Regions from separate parts of the Homo sapiens genome. Here region 1 is linked to region 2. A link is an interaction called in ENCODE POLR2A ChIA-PET data of the cell type or tissue named here. Cell type or tissue: PC-9. All regions are shown on one strand. Links, peaks and the distances in the headings refer to the core of each region. The heading gives the core; the rest is flanking DNA.

Region 1 (4,402 bases), core at 317-4,316, 84 kb before region 2:
CTGGAAGCATCCAGTAATATGACTTAAAATGGGAAGAGCTGCCCCATTTCTGAATCGGCTTCACCACAGCTCTGTAATACACAAAATTCTATTTCATTCCATCTCTAGGATCCTAAGAACCTCTGTGTCTCTCCTACCTTTTCCTCCTCTCAAAGAAATCACAGATCTTCAATCAATTACTTTAAATATCGTTGGTCTATTAGGGCTTACCTTGGTTCCATCATGTCTTCCTCTGTAGTTCTGGTCTGAACAAACTGTACAAGTTTCATAACATTATATACCCACATAAAAGCATAAGAAGAGAATCCAAAAGAGTAAAATCAGGACATGCAGTTTCAGGCAAAATAACTGAATTGGGTTTTAAGGGGAATTATTTAGGTCATTCGATATTTAATTTAAACTGTATGCTTCCTATTCCACTTTTAATTAATTCATCTTTTTGCTTGCGCTGACACGGTCAGAGCTTATTTCGGATCCCTTGTTCTCAAAGATCAAATTGCTTTTCTAAAGTAGATTTGGTTTCTAAAACTTGGCATCTCTGAGCTTCTGGTGCCGATACAAAGAGCACATACATATTTCAACAATCCACGGATTGTTGTTAGTAAGAGGCATCCGTTCCTGGCCTTTGAGAGGAAGGGCACAGCAAGTTTCTGCATAGGGGGAAGCGATGGAGCTATTATTACATTCAAGACATCACTGGTTTGTCCATTCAGAAATGGACAAGTTAGGCTCTGTGGTCCACTCTAAAGAAGAGACTGTGAAAGTGGGTCCCCTGTTGACACTTTGACTGCTAGCCCTTCCCTCACATCCAGCCTGCAGCAGAAGGTTCCCAGAACCCTGGTTTGCTAACCTTGACCTCTCCCATCACCATGGAAATGCAACATTGCCAAGGGAACTTCCTCTGTGATTATCATTCAGACTATAAAAGATTAGAATAGGAAAAAAGAAAAATAAAAATTCAATGTCCATTTCATCTCACCATTCAGCCTTTTTCTTTAGAACAAAGGACCTCCTGGCAATTTATTTGAAAGTTTGCTGTCCAGGGTGGGGCCTGGGGTAGGGAGGAGGAGGAGTCAGGCCAAGAACTGCAGCAGCTGCTTAACATGTTGTCAGACTTCTGCTCTGTGGAGTGTTACTGTTTGACTTGAGGCTTACCTGTGGCATATTAAAATATTTGGAATAATGATTGTATCCTTAATAGTACTTGACATTCATTTGGTTTCTCACCTGCAGGTTGCTAAGCAAACAACCAAACTATCAATATTATTATTTTTCCACCACCCCCTTTGAATCAGAAATTTGATAGCAATAAAAGAGGCTCGATTTCAACTTATGGTGGGTTTGTTCCCACAGATTTGGAAGAAACCATAGAGATCTAGTCTAAAGATCTTTAACCTGAAGTCCGAGAACTTTTTGGAACTCTGTGCAAAATATGCTATGTGTATTAAAGATAGTTCATAGCTTTTCTCAGATTCTCATAGGTTCTAACATCCAGAAACATTAAGAATAACATACCTGGTCTAATACCCTCCTTTAACAGATCAGTGAAATGAAACCCAATGAAATGATGTCCTTTTGCTTCCTTTCTTCCTCCTGCTCCTTTATTCTTCTCCTTCTCTTACTCTTCTTTTCCTCTTCCTCCTCCCTCTTTCCTATTCCCAAAATGACACAGCTATATACCTTGAATTTTGCGTAGGGTTGGAGTGAATGTTAAACAAGATTGGAAGAGTTCCACATTGGGGCACAATAAAGACAATAAGTGGGAATGCAGTTGAAAGTGCACCTGGACTCACAATGAAGATTATTAACGTGTAGGCCAGTTATTGCAGAAACACATTCTGGGGTTTTGGCCATTAATTAATGCAGGATCCCTGGTAACCCAGCAATCAGGACCTGGCATGTTTTCAATATGTGTTTCTTGGTCCACTAGTTGCCTTGGCAATTGTGTCTCTCTTCCTGTCTCCAGGAGTGGGGATCAGAAGCTGTTGAGGCCCAGTATCCCCAGAGTTACCAGGGAAAGAATGATACAGGGGGCTTCTGAAAGTCCCAGGAGTTCCTGTCTGACTTTGACTCTGCTTCCAGAGAGTAGAAAAGGTGAACCCTATGTATCTTGATGAGGTAAATATATTGTGCTTTCATTTGTGATATCTTACCATCTAGCTGCTATTCATTCTGAACCTTGAAGTCCTCATCAACACTGATACAGCAAAGATATCCCTTATGAATTTTAGAATCAGAGTCGTAAGTTTGGGTGCTGGCTTCAACAGTACTGGCCTTGAGCAAGTCCCATAACCTGTTTAGCTCCTGGTTTCTGCATGTGTAAAATGGCAACCACCAAAATACCTACTTTAGTGATGGTTGCAACAATTAAATAAACTGAGATATATAATGTGTCCCACATGGGGTCTAGCATCCAGTAAGACTCTCAGTATAATAAAGACTTCCTATTAACTTTTACCCAGCTCTGGCCTTTCTGTATCTACCACGTAAACTGACTCAGAGTGTAGGAATGCTGGAGGTATTTTCTTGTGGTTTGTTCTGCACTTAAGAATAAATAACAATAATCAAGCCTCAGTTACTCTCTTTGCTTTCTCTTGAGCTCCTTAAGTGAAATGAATAAGATGGTCTGGAAAAACATTTCGTGTGTCCCTCCACACACAGTTAAAAAGCAGTCAAAAAGACTTAAACTTAAAAAGTTTAAGTCTTCTGTGAACCCTGTAAGGCAGTATCATTCAAAGTGTTCAGATTTGTCAATGTTTTTTCAAACTCCTGAGCTCAGCCAATCCACCAGCCTCTGCCTCCCAAAGTGCTGGGATTAGAGGCGTGAGCCACCACGCCTAGAGTCAATGCTTTTTATGATAAATCTTTGCAAACTCTCTTAGGAATTAAATTTATATGTTTTACCCTTTTTACATGTTATGTATGAAAGAGAGATTTTAAGTTAAAAATATACGTATTTTAGGTCTGTGTTATAAAATCTTAAGCCAAGTGATGAGAGCATATACATTCATTATATTATTATCTATACTTTTTTGTATTCCCAAAATATCCCATTATGAAAAGATAATATTGCACTAATATTTCATTTTTAAAAGTCTAGTAATTATTTTAATAGAGGAAAAATGTCAACAATTTTTTATTTATCAAGTGATATATACTATTTGATTTTTTTTCTATTTCCTTTTTTCTTTATTTCTTCTTAAAAAAACAGGATGCCTATTTGATTTATATTAACTTAATTCTAGATGTAAAAGAATGATTCATGGCCAAATACATTTTAACATTTCTTTGTGTCATATTTTTACTTTGGGACTAAAACTATATTAAAGTAAATTGGAGTCTAACTACAAGTTCTAGAATCAACAATTGCTTCCATAACTAGCTTAAAATTTCTCTTTTGAACTTAAAAAATCAACTGGTATTGTTTTTCGATGTGTCTAATTTTCAGGTTTTTTTTCTAAATCACAAGATGAGAATGAAGGTTTTAGGATTTGATTTGCACAAATAACACACTGCGGTTGTTGACAGGCCTTATTCTCAATAGCTGGAAAGTCAAATTATATATAATCATCATGTATTTTACATTTTTAAATACTGTTAAAGTACAATAAACACCCTGGTGTGCAATATGAGAACTTTGAATGCTGTCCACGGATCTAATGCAAGCATCTTGAGGCAAGTTTGCGAATTCACTGCTTTTGTGTTTCCCTTCCACTTTCTATATTTCAACAACAGAGTTCCTTACAAATTAAACAGTGTATGACTAAGAATAAAACAATACGAAATGGTATATGGGTCAAAAATATTGTGGCAGCTACAGGGGTTTGGTGTATGGTAAAATGACTATGTGATTGAATCATGAAGACCCTTGTCAGATATCCACTAAGTCCTGAGGGCTCGGTGACATAAACACAGGGGACCCATAAGGACAAAAATGCTTGATGTTATTAAGCCCCAAATGGGAAAGTTGCTGTGTAATGATAACTTGACTGACAAAACAACAAACTTATTAATTCCGTTGCATGGTCACACTTGGATTGGAATACCTGGGACTGATAGCATTATTCCAGGAAGGAATAGAGTTCAACAGAACCCTGACCACTCTGGCTTATAGATTGTCAAGTTGGTGAGAAAGTCAATAATTTTGGTCACAAAATCAGGGGGTTCCAGGAGTTAAGAAAAGTCAGCACTATTTTCCACTGTTCAGGCAGTTGTTATGTAACAGAAAACTCACAGCAGTTGTTTCAAATCCTATTTTTCATAAATGCCACTGTCCAGCCTTACTCTCAGCAGACAGCTATATCCTCAACCAAGAACATCAAGACCAAAGAGCTCAAGGTCTCTCATCTCCAAACACTCTGAATCTCTACTCCCTCTCTGCCCTGCATTCCAGGCCCCCTCC
Region 2 (4,402 bases), core at 246-4,245:
AAAAATAGAAGAAAGTGTTGTTAATTAGAAGTGCCCTTCCCCCTATATTGCAGACTACTTATTTTGGGTAGGATGGAGGGACTTTTTAGGAAGCTCATGTGGTTGTTTTAGTCTCCAGAAGCACATACTGGCCTGGCTTTGGGGACCATGTGATTCTTCAATGACTCCTGTTGCTTCCAAGGCCACAGAGTCAGAGATCTCCAATTTCAGGCCTCCCACTGTCAGAACCTGTCTCCTCGCCCCCAATCCTACCCCACCGCCCCAGGGTATAGGCAACTCCTCATTTCTTCTGGGCTGGGTCATGGCCTCTTCAGGCAGCCTCTGGGGAAGCTTTGGCAGTAACTTGGTCCTGTGATAGAGAGGTGTGAGAGTTCCTTATCGGGGACTGTTCTAGGCTGGGTTGTGTCTCTCTAAGTTTTATATATTGAAGTACTAACTCCTAGTACCTCAGAATGTGACCTTATTTGGAAATAAAGATGTGATTAGATGTGATTGTAGATGTGATTAGTGAAGATGAGGTCATACTGGAGTAGAATGAGTCTCTAATCCATTATCACCGGGATCTGTATAAAAAGGGGAAATTGGGACACAGACATGTGTAGAGGAAAGACAGTATAAAGAGACAAGGTGAGAACATCATCTCCAGGCCAAGGAATGCCTGCAGCTACCAGAAGCTAGGGGACAGGCTTAGAACAGATTCTCTCTCACAGCCCTTAGATGGAACCAATCCTGCCTACATTTTGATCTTGGACTTCTAGCCTCCAGAAGCAGGAGACAATAAATTTCTGCTTTGCAAGCCATCCAGGTTGTGTTACTTTGTTGGTTTGTTAAGAAATGAACGCAGGGAACTTTTCTCCTATTCCAAGTCCATAGAATCCCTTTCCGAGTCTTCCTCCACTATTGCCTAAATCTTCCCCTTCTAAAACTGGGCTGTCCTTAAAGGACCGTATTTGTACTTAGCTCAGGCCTCATCTCTCTCCTAAGGCGATCTGCATGGAAATTTTATATGTGGTTGTGAAATGTGGAGTCTTGTCCCCTGTTTTGGAAGCAATAAAACATGGAGGTCGAAAGCATAGGCTTGGCAGTCAGAAAGCACAGTGTTTAATAGCTTCCTGGCTGTTGGACTTTGAGAAGTTAAAGAAGCATGAACTTCTCATCTGTTAAATGGGGCACTAATGCTCCTCAACTTCTATGATTAGGTGAGATTGTAAAAGGAAGGCACTTAGCACAATTCCTGACAGATAAGCACCTCCATTAATGAGAGCTATTAAAAATAGTACCTATTAGGGGGAGCTTCAGGCATGGAGGAACAGGGGTGGGGGCGTGTGCATGGAGTCTTTTCAGCTCTCTGAAATTAGACTAGACAGCTGCCTACTCGGTTATGTAACTCTTGAGTCACATTTATAGTCTCCATTAAGCCGAATAACCACATGACCCCTGTGTGTCTTAGAGAATCTAAGAAAATATCAATTTTAACATGAAAATAAAAGGGTTTGCTGAGCCACAAGATGCAAATGATATCCAGAACCAAGTAATGCTGTCCCCTGCTTCTTCCAGCAGGGTGAGAGGAGTCAGCACATACAGGTCAGGTACCTAGAATCAGTCAAACCCAACCCTGAGGTGAGAAAACACAGCTCCCCTTCTATTCATCTGCATGACCATGGGCCACTGTCTTAGTCTCTCTGAGCTTTAAGTCCCTTACCTGTAAAGGGTCCTGGAGGATAGTGTTGTTGTTCACAAATATTTCCTGCTCTTCTCAGGGGATGTTACAATCTCTGACCCCAATCATATCTCAGTTGTCCCTATGACTTGCTTTGACCAGTGAAAAAGGAGGGGACATGATGGGTATGCCCTCAGGCCTCTTCTTACCTCTGTTATCATGGAAGCACCTGTCAAGATGGCACCACTATTAGCCTGGTCCTGAGTGTGTACAATAAGTAGGTCACCTTCGTGAACTATGACCACAAGCAATCAAACAACTTTGCTGCTTTAAGACCCTGAGATATTAGAGTTGTTTGTTTCCACAGCACAACTTAGCTCATTTGGACTGATATGGGTAGGAAGGCAGACATATGCTTCATGGGGCTCTGGGGAAAGGCTTTTCAAATATGAAGTGCCTTACAATTATAGGCCAATACTTGAGAGAAAAAGAAACTTTAATTCCCATGAATTATCCCCTACTCCTACCAAAACATTATGATTAATAATTAAATATTAGTTGAGGAAAAAACAAACAAAAAATCCCCACTGATCAGGCAAACTCCTTTCTCTCAAAGTAGACAGAGGAAAGAAGGAGATATGAAGCAGAATTATTGACAACAGACTTAAAAAGAAGCACCTTGGAAGCTTGCTTAAATCAGGCCGTCCTCCCACTGGCTGTCTCAAGTCTCTTACCTTCTGATTTTTGCCTTTTTGTGCATACTTCAAATGTCTAAAAGAGCTACTTGAAAATTGTATTTTTCTTTATATTTGAGAGGAAACCCATCAAATGTGCACATAAAGTCATAATGTTCCAGGTCATAGAAAGAAAGAAAAAGATAGAAATCAATTATTTAGAAGGCACTCATTTGTTTCCTGTAAAGCTTGTAATATGCATTATTTATTGTACGGAGAGAGCAAAAAGGGCTTTCTTATTCACGTGACAAATTCACCAATGACCCTAGAGGAAACTTCCGTTTTGTTGTCCTCAATGTAGAAAGTCTTAGCATAGGTCATCAAAGAAAAAAAAGGAGATAATGCCCAAAACACAGTTGACATAGTATTTCACTTTCATATTTATATTTGAATAGGTGAATGACAAAAATTCTGCTAATTTTCTTCAATCAGGTTAATTAAATCACACAGAAGACTTTACCCAGAAGTATCCAACCAACATCCTCATTCTACTCCTTGTTTGGTTATTTCCTGCTCCATTGCAAATGAACAACACTAACTCACAGATTATTATTTTTCTTAAAGTCCCTGAGAAAATAGAATTGCCTTTTTCTCTTTTGAAAAAATTCCTTCTATTTGGTTTGCACCTTTCTGGGACCAAGATGTTTGTTTTAAAATAGAGGCAACCTCAAGCCTCCTTTCCTTCCAATTCTTGCTGAGCTATGGGGTGAAATTGAAAAGAAATAAATGGTAATAATGTTAGCCAAGGAGGCTGCCATTACAGGGAAATTGGAACAAGAGAGATCTGGGGTGAAAAGAGGCTGAAGAAAGTACAGCTTAGAGCTGATCTGTTTTAGGACATCAGTCAGACCTGGCCAGAGCATTTGGAAATGTGCTACTTCTGGAATGAATAAGCCAGGACTTGTGGGGAGGTGTGGGAATTTATTGATTTGAGTTCTTGGGCCATCATCATTTTTCTTAAATTACTTTTTCGAGGTATTGCCCTTCTTGACTCAGACATGAAAGATGTCTCCTCTCATTTAAATCAGAATGCAAAATTGGGAATTGGTCCCACATCTTGCATGTAGGAAAAGAACACTTGGATATAGAAAACCAACCGATAGGAGCTCCTTCTCCTCTTGGAGATCTTCTATAAGAGGCCATCATAATGCTTCTCTCGACCATTCTCCAGAAAGTGAACCTAAAGAACTTGAACAAGAAGACCAAAAAATGCACCATCTCTAAAGAATGAGAAGACAAGCCACAGACTGGGAGAAAATATTTGCAAAAGACCTATCTCATAAAATACTGTTCTCCAAAATGTACGAAGAACTCTTACAACTCAACAGTAAAAAAAAAAAAAAAAAAAAAAATTTAAAAATGGGCAAAAGATCTGAGCAGACACTTCATCAAAGGAGATATAGATGGTAAATAAGCATATGAAAAGATGCACAACATTATGTCATTAGGAAATTGCAAATTAATAAAATATCACTATGCATCTATAAGAATGGCCTGAATCCAAAACACTGACAACACCAAATGCTGGCAAAAATGTGGAGCAATGGGAACTCTCATTCGTTACTAGTGGGAATGCAAAATGGTACAGCCACTGTGGAAGATGGTTGGGCAATGTCTTACAAAACTATTATAACACTCTTACCATACAAATCCAGGAGTCATGCTCCTTGGTATTTAACCAAATGACTTGAAAACTTATGTCCACACAAAAACCTTCACATGTATGTTTATAGCAACTTTATTCATAATTACCCAAACCTGAAATCGACCAAGATTTCCCTCGGTAGGTGAATCGATAAACTGTGTTGCATCCACACAATGGAATATTATTCAGTGCTAAAAAGAAATGAGCTATCAAGCCATGAAAAGCCATGGAGGAAATTTAAATGCATATTACTAAGTGAAATAAGCCAATCTGAAAGGTTACATATTGTATGATTTCAACTATATGACATTCTGGAAAGGCAAAACTATAGAAACAGTAAAAAAGCTAGCAGTTGCCAAGAGT

Evidence for each region. Peaks named below come from ENCODE experiments on the same cell type or tissue, not always from the same donor. Only the 100,000 strongest peaks of a DNase experiment are listed, where the experiment ranks them.
Region 1: POLR2A ChIA-PET joins it to region 2 with 8 read pairs; 2 of 35 experiments call an interaction of 5 or more read pairs at or near these places.

Annotation. Positions count from the first base shown.
Region 1 is chr11:110,982,409-110,986,810 of GRCh38, reverse strand. No RefSeq gene overlaps it. Among named protein-coding and RNA genes, the nearest start is that of LINC02550, 110 kb to the left of the region's middle. In PC-9, for the core only: no CTCF peak of the experiment used is centred there; a DNase peak (open chromatin) is centred at 2,500.
Region 2 is chr11:110,898,585-110,902,986 of GRCh38, reverse strand. No RefSeq gene overlaps it. Among named protein-coding and RNA genes, the nearest start is that of ARHGAP20, 190 kb to the right of the region's middle. In PC-9, for the core only: no CTCF peak of the experiment used is centred there; no DNase peak of the experiment used is centred there.